Linked DNA regions of Homo sapiens: all the other regions are linked to region 1. A link is a contact called in ENCODE Hi-C or POLR2A ChIA-PET data. All regions are on one chromosome and are shown on one strand. Each heading gives the region's core, a stretch centred on a gene start or an enhancer-like site at or near the end of the contact. The rest is flanking DNA. Distances are from core to core; before and after follow the strand shown. Region 1 has its middle 6.6 kb from the start of RNU5E-1. Region 2 has its middle 26 kb from the start of NBPF1. Region 3 holds the start of EFHD2-AS1 (EFHD2 antisense RNA 1).

The links. A loop is a pair of places that touch in the nucleus more often than their neighbours do. ChIA-PET counts read pairs that join two places held with the same protein, here RNA polymerase II (POLR2A). Pooled maps may share reads with other maps.
Region 2: a loop to region 1 is called in a pooled map, with 4 times the contacts of the local background. The contact joins two enhancer-like sites. A Hi-C loop is called at or near these places in 5 of 50 pooled maps. POLR2A ChIA-PET finds 5 or more read pairs at or near these places in 2 of 52 experiments (BJ and naive thymus-derived CD8-positive, alpha-beta T cell).
Region 3: a loop to region 1 is called in a pooled map, with 2.4 times the contacts of the local background. The contact joins the promoter of EFHD2-AS1 here to the enhancer-like site in region 1. A Hi-C loop is called at or near these places in 2 of 50 pooled maps. POLR2A ChIA-PET finds 5 or more read pairs at or near these places in 2 of 52 experiments (GM12878 and PC-9).

What each region holds. Positions count from the first base shown.
Region 1 is chr1:11,899,034-11,904,023 of GRCh38, reverse strand. No RefSeq gene overlaps it. Among named protein-coding and RNA genes, the nearest start is that of RNU5E-1, 6.6 kb to the left of the region's middle. RefSeq lists an enhancer at 4,635-4,990. Within about 2 kb of position 2,408, at least 3 of the 41 ENCODE cell types and tissues checked have a DNase peak (open chromatin) inside an H3K27ac peak, as active enhancers do; they include PC-9, where a contact is called at or near this core.
Region 2 is chr1:16,636,903-16,641,892 of GRCh38, reverse strand. It overlaps the pseudogene CROCCP2. Among named protein-coding and RNA genes, the nearest start is that of NBPF1, 26 kb to the right of the region's middle. RefSeq lists enhancers at 2,964-3,855, 4,830-4,990. Within about 2 kb of position 2,557, at least 2 of the 41 ENCODE cell types and tissues checked have a DNase peak (open chromatin) inside an H3K27ac peak, as active enhancers do.
Region 3 is chr1:15,410,248-15,415,237 of GRCh38, reverse strand. It overlaps EFHD2-AS1 (EFHD2 antisense RNA 1), which reads left to right and starts at 2,870. Exons shown (of 4, transcript NR_183705.1): 1 at 2,870-3,332. EFHD2 (EF-hand domain family member D2) reads right to left here. Exons shown (of 4, transcript NM_024329.6): 1 at 4,959-4,990. RefSeq lists a silencer at 3,439-3,488 and an enhancer at 4,728-4,990.

The sequences.
Region 1 (4,990 bases), core at 1,159-3,658:
TGGCTAGTTTTTCTATTTTTAGTAGAAATGGGGTTTTGTCCTGTTGGCCAGGCTGGTTGCAAACTCCTGACCTCAGGTGACCCACCCACCTTGGCCTTCCAAAGTGCTGGGATTACAGGTGTGAACCACTGCTCCTGGGCCATTGCTAGATTTTTGGATGTTAATTATTTGCATTCCTGAGATAAGGCCCATTTAAGTCATAATACATTTTTCTTTATAATTTGATTTTTCCTTTTTCTTTTTTTTGAGACAGAGTCTTGTTCCGTCACCAAGGCTGGAGTGCAGTGGCACAATCTCAGCTCACGGCAGCCTCAACCTCCCAGGCTCAAGCAATCCTTCCACCTCAGCCCCCTAAGTAGCTGGGACTACAGGCATGCAGCACCACACCCGGCTAAGATTTTTCCTTTTTGAAAATGAAAAATGCAAGACTCAAAGATCAAAACTATGTAAAAACATATATTCAGAGAAGTCCCACTCCTGTCCCTAGCCCCTTCGCCCAGTTTCCACTCATCCCCATTTTCAATAGTTTCTTTATTTAAAGAAAATTTGTTTACATTTTGTTATTTGTAATAGAGATGGGGTCTCACTATGTTGCCCAGGCTGGTCTCTAACTCCTGGGCTTAAGTGATCCTCCCAACTCCCAAAGTGCTGGGATTTCAGGTGTGAGCCACTGCACCCAACACATTTTCAATAGTTTCTAGTTTAAATTTTCTGTGTGTGTGTGTGTGTGTGTGTGTGTGTTTTGTAACAATAACCACACACATATAGTTTATTTCTTCTTCCTTTTTTTTTTTTCTTTTTTTGAGACAGGGTCTTACTCTGTCACCCAGGCAGGAGTATAGTGGTGTGATCTTGGCTCACCGCAACCTCCGCCTCCTGGATTCAAACATTTCTCCTGCCTCAGCCTCCTGAGTAGCTGGGATTATAGGTGCCCGCCACCACACGTGGCTAATTTTTGTATTTTTAGTAGAGGCGGGGTTTCACCATGTTGGCCAGACTGGTCTCGAGATCCTGACCTCAGGTGATCCACCTGCCTGGGCCTCCCAGAGTGCTGGGATTACAGGCATGAGCCACCACGCCTGGCACACACTTTTTTTTTTTTCTTTTGAGACGGAGTCTCGCTCTGTTCCCCAGGCTGTAGTGCATTGGCAAGATCTTGGCTTACTGCAACCTTCAACCCGCTGGGTTCAAGCAATTCTCCTGCCTCAGCCTCCTGAGTAGCTGGGATTACAGATGTGTGCCATCATGCCTGGGGAATTTTTGTATTTTTAGTAGAGACAGGGTTTCACCATGTTGGCCAGGCTGGTCTCAAACTCCTGACCGCAAGTGATCTGCCCGCCTCAGCCTCCCAAAGTGCTCGGTTTACAGGCATGAGCCACCATGCCTGGCCTGAAACTTCTACTTTTAAAAGTAGAGCTTCAAATCCAGCTCCATAGAGCATGGAATTGCGGAATCAGGGTACTTGAATAAAGTCTGAATCTCAGCCAAAGCCAGGGAGATTTGAAACCCAAGAGAAAATGCCAGGAAGCCCCGCTAGCTCTGATGAGGTCAGACGAGTGAAAGCTGTTCCTGCGGGTACCAAAGCTCAGAATGTTGGCAAAGCAGCATGGATTGTGGGAGGCTTGCCTTGGGTCCCATCTGTGGGTCACCAAAATGTCAACCTAAAATCATCAAAAGGGTTAGAATCTAATTTAAAGAGTGTTTATTCAAGCACAAAGTGTGAGGATGGACAATTCGGAAACACCAACTCCAAAGGAATGGTCAGCGTTCTAAAGTAGACAGAGACAGGGGAGTTTTTAGCAGGATTATAGCATTTTTCTTTTTCTTTTCTTTTCTTTTTTCTTTCTTTCTTTCTTTTTTTTTTTTTTTTTGAGACGGAGTCTCGCTCTGTCACCCAGGCTGGAGTACAGTGGTGTGATCTCGGCTCACTGCAACCTCCACCTCTCGGGTTCAAGTGATTCTCCTGCCTCAGCCTCCCAAGTAGCTGGGATTACAGGCACCCGCCACCACGCCCGGCTAATTTTTGAATTTTTAGTAGAGACGGGGTTTCACCATGTTGGTCAGGCTGGTCTCAAACTCCTGACCTCGTGATCCACCCACCTCGGCCTCCCAAAGTGCTGAGATTACAGGTGTGAAGCACTGCACCTGGCCATTCTTTTTTTTTTTTTTTTTTTGGCAGAGTCTCACTCTGTCACCCAGGTTGGAGTGCAGTGGTGTGATCTCGGCTCACTGCAACCTGCATCTCCTGAGTTCAAGAGATTCTCCTGCCTCAGCCTCTTGAGTAGCCACCACGCCCGGCTCATTTTTGTGTTTTTAGTAGAGATGGGGTTTCACCATGTTGGCCAGGCTGGTGTCGAATTCCTGACCTCAGGTGATCCTCCCGCCTCGGCCTTCCAGCACAGCTATAGGCGTGAGTCACTGTGCCCAGCCTCTTTTTTTTTTTTGAGATGGAGTTCGCTCTGTCACCCAGGCTGGAGTGCAGTGGTGTGATCATAGCTCACTGGAGCCTCAACTTCGCTGGCTCAGGTGATTCTCCCACCACAGCCTCCTGAGTAGCTGGGACTAGAGGCACTCATGCCACCATACTGGCTAATTTTTTGTATTTTTTGCAGAGACGGGGTTTTTCCATGTTGCCCAGGCTGGTCTTGAACCCCTGGGCTCAAGCCATCCGCTAGCCTCGGCCTCCTGAAGTGCTGGGATTACAGGTGTGAGCCACCATGCCGAGCCTTTAAAAAGTTACCGTAAATATATTTGACATTTTGAAATTCTGTGTGTCAAAAATAATCAAGCAAAAAGGTGAGCCTCCCACCAGAATCATACTTGCAATACACCAAAGGGTTAACAATTGTACTATATCAAAAAGCCTTACAAATTAATGAGATAAAGCTGGGTGCGGTGGCTCACGCTTGTAATCCCAGACCTTTGGGAGTCTGAAGAGGGCAGATGGCTTCAGCCCAGGAGTTCAAGACCAACCTGGGCAATGTGGTGAAACCCTGTATCTAAGAAAAAAAAAAAAAGAAAAATTAATGGGATCAATACTAAACTGCAATAGAAAATCATTGATAGTAGAGAGAAAAATTTTCCAGAAGAAATGTACATGTCTAATAAATATGTGAAAACCTGTTTGGTCTTACTAGTAATCAGAGGACTCCAAATACAAGCAACTCTGTATGTCACGTCCCATCTATTACATTAGCAAATACTTTTAAAATATAAAATTCAGAGGCAGCCATGTTACAGTGAAACAGGAACGCAGATGCCACAGGTAGAAATAGGAACTGGCCCAATCTTACTAAAATGTCACTTGATGATATGTATCAAGAGCCCTAAAAAAAGTGTTTTTTGAGACACAGTTTCTCTCTGTTGCCCAGGTGGGAGTGCAGTGGTGCGATCTTGGCTCACTGCAGCTTCTGCCTCCAAGGTTCAAGCAGTTCTCGTGCCTCCGTCTCCTGAGTAGCTGAGACTGCAGGTGTGTGCCACCATGCCTGGCTAATTTTTGTATTTTTAGTAGAGACAGGGTTTCACCATGTTGCTCAGACTGGTCTTGAACTCCTGGCCCCAAGTGATCCACCCACCTCAGCCTCCCAAAGTACTAGGATTACAGGTGTGAGCCACCGCGCCCAGCCTAACAAAAGTATTTTAACAGTTAATATATGTCAAGCCAATAATTTCACATGTGGGAATACATCCTAAGGAAACAGAAATGTACAAAAATGTGTGCAAAGAAACACACTTTTTTTTTTTTTTGAGACAGAGTCTCATTCTGTCGCTCAGGATGGAGTACAGTAGTACAATCTCAGCTCAACCTCCACCTCCTGGGTTCAAGTGATTCTCCTGCCTCAGCCTCCTGAGTAGCTGGGATTACAGGCATTCGCCACCACGCCCGGTGAAATTTTTTTTTTTTTGAGACAGAGTCTTGCTCTGTTGTCCAGGCTAGAGTGCAGTGGCACTATCTCGGCTCACTGCAACCTCCACCTCCCAGGTTCAAGCGATTCTCCTGCCTCAGTCTCCTGAGTAGCTAGGATTACAGGCACCAGCCACCATGCCCGGCTCATTTTTTTGTATTTTTAGTAGAGACAGGGTTTCACCGTGTTAGCCAGGATGGTCTTGATCTCCTGACCCCGTGATCCACCCACCTCAGCCTCCCAAAGTGCTGGAATTACAGGCGTGAGCCACAGGGCCTGGCCAACAGTAATTTTTATAATCAGAAGAATAAAAGAACAATGATATTGAAAAGAGAGGGAAAGAGAGAGAGGGAAGGGGAGAGATGCAGAGCTTACAAACAAGGGCATCTGACTGGGGAGGGGTCAGGAGCTGAGAGGGGAAGATAAGGGCCCAGAAGTGGAAGGGGGTCTTGCTAAGGCCCATTACATGATGTCACCTGGGCCCTTGGGGGCTGCAGTTTGCAGTAGCTCAGGAGGGCATGCCTCAGCCCTGGGGCCCCACCCCTATTCTCCCGGCTCTCTTCTCTCTTGCACCATCTCTCCCCATTTCCAAGGAAGGTGGCTGCCCCTGCCAGATGCAGACGCATTGCACCGACCTCATTGTCTAGCTTTAACTAACTTGAAAGCAAGGGATAGGAGGGAGGAAAGGAACAGAGTCCCCTAGGAATGTTAGAGGCAGGGGGATGGGAAATTCTGCAGCCCAGCTGAGAGTGGGAGCCCGTTGGTTTGGAGGGGATAAAGCATAAGACCAAAGTACAAATAATGATCCGATGGGCCAGCCTGTGATGCCTGCTCAGAGGCACTAGAGTGGTCCCAGAGAAAGCGCTAGAGACAATTTTAGGAGACAGAAAGCAGGATTTGATCACCCAAGGACAGAATCTGAGGCAAGGAAGAGCTGGGGGGCTCTGTGCCGGTCTGAGCCCTTGAAACAAATCCTACATAGGGGATTGCTACGGGGCTAGCGGTCTCAGGGACTCCAGGGCTGAGTCCTGGCCGTGAACCCCGCGGGCGCCCGCATTTCAGCACCGGGGACAGGGGCCGACCTC
Region 2 (4,990 bases), core at 1,308-3,807, 4.7 Mb before region 1:
ATAGGGTATATGAGATACTTTGACACAGGCATGCAATGCGTAATAATCACATCATGGTAAATGGGGTATCCATCCCCTCAAGCATTTATCTTTTGTGTTATAAACAATCTAGTTATACTCTTTTAGTTATTTTTAAATGTACAATTATTATTTACTACAGTCACTCTGTTCTGCTACCAGACAGGTCTTATTAATTCGATTTTTTTGTACGCATTAGCCATCCCCATCTCCCCACAAGCCCTACACTACCGTTCCAAGCCTGTGGTAACCATCCAGTACTTTGCCTCTATGAGTTCAATTGTTTTAATTTTTAGCTCTCACAAATAAGTGATAACATGCAGTGTTTGTCTTTTTCTGCCTGGCTCATTTCACTTAACATAATGACCTCCAGTTCCATCCATGTTGTTGCAAATTACAGGATCTCATTCTTTTTTATGGCTGAATAGTACTCTGTTGTGTATCTGTACCGTGTTTTCTTTATTTATTCATCTGTTGATGGACACTTAGATTGCTTCCAAATCTTGGCTATTGTGAACAGTGCTGCAACAAACATGGGAATGCAGATATCTCTTCGATATACTGATTTCCCTTCTTTGAGGTATATATCTCTTCGATATACTGATTTCCCTTCTTTCAGGTATATACCCAGCAGTGGGATTGCTGGATCATATGGTAGCTCAATTTTTAGTTTAGTTTTTTCTTTTTGAAAAAATTTTTTTTTTTTTGAGACAGAGTCTTGCTCTGTTGCACAGGCTGGAGCGCAGGGGCGCAATCTCAGCTCACTGCAAGCTCCGCCTCCCAGGTTCACGCAATTCTTGGGCCTCAGCCTCCCAAGTAGCTGGGACTACAGGCGCCCGCCACCAGGTCCAGCTAATTTTTTGTCTTTTTAGTAGAGACGGGGTTTCACCGTGTTAGCAAGGATGGTCTTGATCTCCTGAGCTCGTGATCCACCCGCCTCGGCCTCCCAAAGTGCTGGGATTACAGGCGTGAGCCAGTGTGCCTGGCCTTTTTTTTTTTTTTTTTTTTTTTTTTTTGAGAAGGAGTTTTGCTCTTGTTGCCCAGGCTGGAGTGCAGTGGCATGATCTTGGCTCACTGCAACCTCTGCCTCCCGAGTTCTAGCAATTCTCCTGCCTCAGCCTCCCGTGTAGCTGGGATTATAGGCACACACCACCACGCCCAGTTAATTTTGGTATTTTTAGTACAGATGGGGTTTCGCTGTGTTGGCCAGGCTGGTCTCGAACTCCTAGCCTCAGGTCATCCTCCCACCTCGACGTCCCAAAGTGCTGAGATTACAGGCATGAGCCACCACACCTGATCAATTTTTAGTTTTTTCAGGAACCTCCAAACTGTTCTCGATAGTGATTGCACTATTATAATTTACATTTCCACTAACAGCGTACAGGGGTTCCACAACCTCGCCAGCATTTGTTGTTGCCTGTCTTTTGGATAAAAGCCATTTTAACTGGGGTGAGATGATATCTCATTGTAGTTTTGATTTGCATTTCTCTGATGACCAGTGACGTTGAATACCTTTCCATATGCCTGTTTGCTATTTGTATGTCTTCTTTTGAGAAATGTCTGTTCGTATCTTTTGCCCATCTTTTGATGGAACTATTAGTATTTTTCCTATATAGTTGTTTGCGTTCTTTATATATTCTGGTTATTAATCCCTTGTCAGATGGGTAGTTTACAAATATTTTCTCCCATTTGTGGGCTGTCTCTTCACTTTGTTGATCGTTTACTTTGCTATGCAGAAGCTTTTTAACTTCATGTCTGTTTATCTTATAATGTATGTAGTTCAGATTATGCTGTATAGAAAACTTTAAAAAAATTTGTCACCTTCAGTTCTTTTCTTAAAACATTTTTATTGAGCTATGATTAATATACAATAAACTACACACACTTAAAGTGTACAATTTGATAAGTGTTAACATATAGATAAAACCCGTGAAACCATCAGTACCATCAAGGTAATGGACATGTCCCTCACTTCCAGAAGTTTGCATCCTATTTTTATTATCAAATGTTATCCCGTGAGTATTTTTCCACATTATCAATGTATCTTACTGAGCATCTTTAGGGCCAGGGGGTCTGCTGTGGCCCATACAAGTGCCCTAGTTTGGAAGGACTTTTGCCTTTGTAAACAATGCTGTGAGGATGCCCAGGGCTGGAGTCGTGTGGCTAGAGTGTTTGAACTGCAGTCACTTTTAAGACTGTTGCCAGATTACTTCTTCAAAGGATCAAGTAGGTTCTCCGTCCCTGCAGTGAGGCACGGTTGTCCCTGTCTCTCACCCCCTTATCAGCCTTAGCTGTTCTGTCTTTTACGACTTCTGCTCTTTAGGCAGGTCCAAAAGGCAGCATCATTACCTGTTCTATTTAAGCAATTGTGGTGGTCAGAAAGTGCCTGCTTGCAGAGAGTTCCTGCCCACCCCCACCCCATACTCAGTCCTGGCCTGTTCTCAGAGCCATCTGATCCCTACCTCATGTGATACCAGAGATGGTCCTGCTGCTGCTGCTGCTGCTGTGGCCGCCAGGAGAGACAGCAGGTGGTAGGGCCGTCAGTCAGTGGTTGTGGGGATTCAGGGCCCTGAACTGGGACCTAGGAGATCCAAAAAGGTCAGGGAAGTTGCTGGTCTTGGCCAAATGGGCCGTGCTGTAGGCACTCAGTGGTGGCTGTCTCAGGCCGACTGCCCACAGATATGTGCAGTCTGCTCTCAGGATCAGGCACACGACTTTGGGGGTCAGGTACAAGAGTAGCCACTCCAAGTGTGGGCTTGTTAAGAACTGTTTTCTTTTGAGGCAGGGTCTCGCTATGTCCCAGTCATAGCTCACTGCAACCTCAAAGTTCCAGGCTCAAGGAATCCTCCCACCTCAGCCTCCCACATAGCTGGGACCACAAGCACATGCCACAGCACCCAGCTAAATTTTTTTTTTTTTTTAAGAGGCAGGGTCTTACTGTGGCACCCAGGCTGGTCTCAAACCCCTGGGCTCAAGTGATTCTCCCACCTCAGCCTCCCAAAGTGCTGAGACTACAGGTGTGAGCCACCATGCTTGGCCTGTAACTGCTTTTGAGAAAGGCTCCTTTATCCTTGGTCCACTGGGGTATTCAGAGATGGGGTTGGCTTTAGCCTTCTATGCTACTAGCTGAGCACCCCGACTGCATAGCCACCACCTGGCCTTGGCCTGGGACAGAGCAGCAGTGGGGAGGGGCCTTTGTGCATCTCTGCTCCTACAGCTCAGGGCTGGGAGTGGCTTACACTGGGGGAATATGTGATCCCTGAGCCTGGGTAGTGGCTACTTTGTCAGGGTGCTTTGTGCCACCTTCGTCCCCTTCCAGAGCTTTCTGTCTGTGTGGATGAGTAGGGTAGGAACTGGCATGAAAGGTGGAAGAGCAGGTGGTGGCAGCCTGTGGGCAGCCAGGTGTGTAATGGGCCTCTGTTCTGCCTGAGTCCTGCTGGTTACCACCACCTCACTCCCTGCTATTCTTAGCAGCTGAGCTCAGGACAGCACTGACTGGCATTAGACAGTACCCTTTTCCCTCTAGGCCTGTGTGTTGAGAGGATGAGGGGGCCACCCAGACAGATTTTTCCCAACTCCTTTGGCTCGGGTAGGTGGGCCATGTGCTCTGCTGACCATTTATGGACTGGCGGGTACAGGACAGAGCCATCCAGCAGCTCAGAGGGCTGAGCCTTTCATACTTCCAGGACATGGCCCATTCAACACAGACTCCCCTGGCTGGGTGGTGGCGAGACTGGAATCTGCCCCAAAGGAACCACAGGCCTAGGGGCAAGGGTTGGACTAGGTGGCCTTGGTACTGACCACTTTGGGAACCAGCATTTCTCCCAGCCTTCTTCTTCCAGACATCATCAGCCCAGCCACCTTTGAGAGCGGACAGGTTATGTGGTATGCAGACAGCACTTGTTATTCCCTGGGCTCTTCACAGCATCTCTAACATAAGTCATTATTCTGTTTTTACAGATGAAGGAATTAAGACTTAGAGAGGGCTACTTTTTTTTTTTTTTTTTTTTTTTGAGACGGAGTCTTGCTCTGTCACCCAGACTAGAGTGCAGTGGTGCGATCATGGCTCACTGCAACCTCCGCCTCCCAGGTTCAAGCAATTCTCCTGCCTCCGCCTCCCAAGTAGCTGGTATTACAGGCACATGCCACCACGCCCAGCTACTTTTTGTATTTTTAGTAGAGTCGCAATTTCACCATGTTGGCCAGGCTGGTCTTGAACTACTGACCTCATGATCTGCCCGCCTCAGCCTCCCAAAGTGCTGGGATTACAGGCGTGAGCCACCGCACCCGGCCACATACTTTTTTTTTTTTTTTTTTTTTGAGACAGAGTCTTACTCTTGTTGCCCGGGCTGAAGTACAATGACACGATCTCGGCTTACTACAACCTCTGCCCCACCAAGGTTCAAGCGATTCTCCTGCCTCTGCCTCCCGAGTAGCGGGGATTATACGAATGTGCCACCACGCCCAGCTAATTTTTGTGTTTTTAGTAGGGATGGGGTTTCACCATGTGGCCAGGCTCGTCCCGAACTCCTGACCTCAGGTGATCTGCCCGCCTCGGCCTCCCAAAGTGCTGGGATTACAGGCACGGGCCACCACACCCAGTCTGGACTGGTTATACTTTTGAGTTTAGTGGAGAATTCAGCCTTCTGACCTCCTGCATGCCAGAGTCTAGGACTAGGCACAGCCTTTTTTCTGGAGTCTAGGCAGCCCCCCTGTGAGCTCAGGGGAATGGATGGGATTTAGTGTCATCTGGCTGATATCAAGGACTTACTTTTAGTTAGTAATCTTTTCTTTTCTTTATGGCTCACTGCAGCCTTGGCCTCCTGGTCTGAAGCAATCCTCCTACCTCAGGTCCTGTGCAGTTGGGACCACGGGTCCATGCCACCAGGCTTGCTGATTTTTTTATTTCTCGTAGAGTCGAGTTCTCACTTTGTTGCCCAGACGGGTCTAGAATTCCTGTGCCCCAGTGATC
Region 3 (4,990 bases), core at 1,621-4,120, 3.5 Mb before region 1:
CCCCAAACCTCTATACATGTTTGTTCTATATAAGGCTATAAGCCTCTTGAGGGCAGGAACTTGATTCATTTAATTCTCTGGATCTTGTAGCGCAAAAACTTAATATCTGTTGGAAGAATGATCACATACGAGAACCTTGTATTTTTCAAAAACATCATCTATCATGCAAACAGCCCAGACACCATGATGGGCTCGTCACAAAGACTCAGGGTGTTTTTATACCTAATCCTCAGAACTTTACCAGGTAGGTTCTTGAGCCCCAGGGGAAACTGAGGCTCAGAGATGCTGAGTCCCTTGCCTGGAGCAACCCAGCTGGGTGGTGGCAGACGGGAATCCCCATTGTGCACCCTCCAGAGCTGTTGTTTGCTCTCCCCTTTTTTGTGCCACCTGCCTTCCCTGAAACTAGGTGATAATGAATTCATTTCTCCCTTTTTGTTATTTATCAAAGCCATATGTAGCTGTCAATCAGAGTGGCTGTTCAGCAGGAGAGAAGGAGGGCTCTAACCCTGCGTCCTGTCACTAGGGCCCAAAGCAAAGGGTTGTCGACAACCTGGCAGACCTGGAAGCTCCGCTGGTGGTTAAGTGGAGGCAGCCAGTGGGCACTGTGGAGCTGCCTCTGAGCCAGCCGCAATGACCACTGCCAGGGCCCTATGAGGGGCCCAGGAGAGGGTGTATGCTGAGCTGGGGATGGCGGTGACAGTCATTTAGTAACGACTTGCTCTGTGCCAAGCACTGGGCTAAGCGCCATACAACAACCCTGTAACGTGGGTCCCCCTGTCCCCGCTGTTCCAGCGTGAGGAACAGAAGCTCAGAAGGGCTCCACAGCCCACAGCTGTATTCAAACCCAGGGCTGCAGACTCCAGAGGCCCTGCTGACTGCGTCCAGGAAGGGCTCCTGGGAGAGGTGTGTCCCCTGGAGGTGGAGGTGTGGAGAAGAGGGCGGGAGGCTTCCAGAGCTTGTGCAGGGAAGAGCTGGCCAGAAGGAAAGGAAAGCCTGCCTCTCTGACGTAAGGTGTCCTGAGATGAAGTGGCTGGGGATGACAGTGGGGACAGGGCCTGCAAGGCTGTGCTAGGCGGGAGACAGGGATCTAGGGCATCGTCCTCAGATTCCACGGCAGGTTCAGAATTACACGGCTGCCTACCTTTCCAGCAGGTCTCAACTTACAAAACCCTCCAGAGCCCCCGCTAGGCTGTTGTCAGCCCAGGGGTGGGCACTCCCGAGGCTCTCCAGGGCCATTCTCTTTGCCTCTCTGACAGGAGGGTTCCAGAGCCAGCCCTGGAGGAGCAAAGAGAGGGAGGGAGCAGCTGGGGGATCAGAGATGCTGGACGTAGCCTGAGGCCGCACGGAGACGGGGATGGAGAGTCCTGGCTGCGAGGGCCAGGGAGACGCAGAGCCTCCTTGTGCCTGGCACTGGCCCAGAACTCTAAGTGTGTCATGTCCTCGGAGCCCCACCCTGAGACACCGGGACCACTCTCCTCATCATACAAGGTTTCAGCCTCACTGAGAACCTCTCCGTAACCCCGAGCAAGTCACCGCCACATCTTTCTGGGTCTTGGTTCCCTCTTCTGTCAAATGGGGAGAGGGGTTGGAGTCAACCCTTCAGGTCTCTCTCAGGAGGAACCTGAATGACTCTAGGTGTGAGACCAGTGATGGCTGACAGTCTGTCTATCTTCCCCCATCCCCTCTCTTCCCCCTCGATCTCCAGCCTCAGGAAGTACCTGCTGAATCAACACGGAGGGGTGGACCAGAAGGCCCTGGAAGGCAGTTCCAATATCCAGAAGGGCTCAGGACCCCTCAGACATACGCAGGTCAGGGCTGAAGGACCTTTGGGGGTCATGAGGGATAGCCTGCCCCTTTTACAGGTGGGTAGACTGAGGCCCAGGGAGGACAAGCAGACTAGGATGGAAGCCCAGGTTCCTCGCTCCTGGCCCCCAAGGAAAGGCTGGCTCCCATTCTCCTGCTGACCTCATGGTCTCCTGCCTCCTGCTCTAGTGACTGGCTTCCCAGGAGGGCAGGCTCCCCTCCTCTCTGCCCTCTGCTCTCCCCAGAGCCCTGGCTCTGATGCCCTGGCTTTGATCCTAGGACCCTGCTTGGACCCAGGAGGCTGCAGCCCCACTCGGACAGCGGAAGCAGAACGGGGGTTTGTCTTCCACGAGAGCCCGTCTGTTGGCGGCGGGGTTGGGCTCGGTTGGCACAGTGAAGCGTTGTTTCCTTGAATACACAATCTGCAGCTTTCCACCCTCACCCGGGCCCTGGCAGGCAGCACTTGCTTCCCTAGAGGTCCAGCTTCCTGGCCCCTGCCTGCCCCATCAGCCCTCCTAGAACCCTGGCAAGAAGTGCAGGTGCCAAGGGGTAGCTTGGAGGGGTCCAGCTCCCCTCAGTCGCCCTCAGAGTACCTCTCATCAAACTAGACCAGAAACAGCCTATGTAAAAAAAAGTGAGTTTGCTGCGCAAATGAAGCTTCCAGACTGTTCCCTCAGCTGCATGCCACTTCCAACCACACTGCAGCCTCCCAAGTCCCGCTCATTTGAAGTGTCTGGGTTCTCCCAGAACAGCTCCATCTTTGTTTTGGTGGCCAGTGGCAGGGAAGCTGTGGAAGCCCAGGAGAAGGCAGGCTCTGGGGGAAAGGAGAGACGGGGGCTGGGGTTGGGGACATGAATGGACAATCCGCCACGAACACGGAAGCGGGTGTTGGAGAAGGTTTTCCAACATGAAAGTAGATGTCTGTGATGGGAAACCCGGAAGGGGAAGAGCCCGGGATTTGGAGTCACAGACCTGGGTTTCAGTCCTGGCTCTATCATTTTCTAGCTGTGTGGTCTTGGCGAGTTATTTAACACCCTTTGTCTGCACAAAGGTGACGAAGAGCTCTGTGTCACAGGGCTGTTTGAGGGACCTGGTGAGCGCCTCAGCACTATCAGCACAGGGATCTCCGTGGTGTCTGAATCAGCTCTGCACTGCCCGATGGGGGCAGTGACAGACAGTGATCCATACCCACCCCTGCGTCTGCCCACCCAGGAGCATTCACGTTACTCTTCCAGGAATCCTGGAAATCCTGCTCTCCCAATCTCGCCAGTCTTCTGCTGGGAAGAAACTTTAGAAGAACTCCAACCAAACACCGTGGAGCCAAGGACGTGGGCGCCCTGGGACTTTCTTGAAGAGGTTCTGGGCCCTGGGACTTTCTCAAAGAGGTTCAGAGGGGCCGGGGGTCAAGGACTTGATTTTCCCCCAGAAGGACCTTGGGAAAGTATGGGACTCCTCAGCCACCCGCAACTGGGAACCAGAAATCCTTCCCCCTGCCTTGGGGCCAAATGCAGAAGCTGCTGCAAGCTGTGGTGAGTAGGGTCAGAGCCTTTCTCAAACAGTGCAGTTGCAAAACGCCCCTTCCTGGGCTTCCGGCTTGATGTTGGGGCACTGACAGCTGCATGTGGCTGAGGCTGACACCCCTGGTCTGCCCCCACCTCCTGCCCAGCCAAGCGGGAGCCGGCCTTGCCGCATCCCTCCCTCAGCCCTGGGCTGCCTGTGCCAGGTGGGGCTAGACCTCCTGGCTCACCCCCAAGACTCAGCCTCAGGCCAGTTCTATCCCCTTCCAGAACCACTCCAGACCAGCACCCAGATCGTGGAACGAGGCTGTTCCCTCTCCAGGAGCCAGGGGCAGGGGGACAGGGAACAGGAGGTGGGGAAAGCTACCAAAGGGAGGGGCACTGGCACCTTCCCCATCCCCTGGGCACACACATGGCTGGGAGAGAGTGGCTGTGCATCTTAGACCCAACAGAGTGGGACCCAGGGATGGGCCGGAGGGAGCTGGGCCCTCTCTCCCTAGCCCCTCCACAGAGACATTAAGATTGTTTTTGTGGGGGGACAGGGGGATGAGCCCACACGCCTGGGGGTGCCCATCCACCCTGGTGAGGGCACACAGTGTGGATCTGATGGAATAAAGGGTAGGGGTGGGGGTAACAGGGCAAGTCACATAGGAAGGGGCCCCTTTTGACCAGGGTGGGTGTGGGACATGGGGGGTCCCTGTGGGGAGGGAAGGGGATATACGGAGTGGGGAGGAGAGATGGGGGGCCTTGCGACAGAAGCAGGGGAGCGGTGACTGCAAGCTGCTGGGTGCACGGGGGTGGGGCGGGCAGGAGCGGGAGGGAGGCCTTCCAAACCCGGAGGGGACTCGGCCCACAGGGACGACTGGAGTGAGGTTTACACCAGAGGGGCAACAGGGGCCGAGGGGTCCCTTCCTAAGGAGACCACTTGTGAGTGAAGGATTTGGGTCCTGGCTAATGAGTGGGTGGGGATGGAAAGGGCAAGTCTTTGCCCCCAGTTTGCTGGTAGACGCTAAGTAACTGGAGAGGAAGTTGGGGGGATCCCTGCCCAGAACCCACCTTGAGGGAGACCTGAGATCGCAGAGGAAACGAAAAGACCTTAAGGGAGGGAATGTGGTTGGCATGTGGTGTCGAGGGGCACTGGGGTGGGTATCTTTGGCCAGCGTGTGTTGGGGTGGGGGTGGGGAACGCGAGTAGCTGGGATCGGGGAAGGAAGGCCGCTGGGTCCTCAGCCTCGGTGTGTGCGGTGTGGGGTGGTGGAGAAGCCCCACTAACAGCGCGGAGGGCCCGGGACCCACACGTGTGGTGGTGGGGGTGGGGCTCGCGGGGCCTGGCGATTATCTGGAAGGAAGCCTGGGGTCCCCCACTCTGTGGACGCGTCTATGGTGTACCGGAGGCAGCACAAATACGAGTCTCCGCCGCGTGCCAGGGGCCGGGGGTCCCCCAGACTAACGTGCGCGGTGAGATGCCGGGTCTCGATCTGGAAGGGGCCGCCGGGTCCCCAACCCCGGTGCGTCTGGGTTCGGGGAAGCTTGGCTGACGGCAGGCTCCCGGGGCGGAGCGGGATCCGGGGATCGGGGGGTTCGGGGCCCGAGACCGGGTCGCGGGGCGGGCGGGGGGCCGGGTCGCGCGGGCACTTACTGCTTGAACATCTTCTCCATGTCCTTGATCTG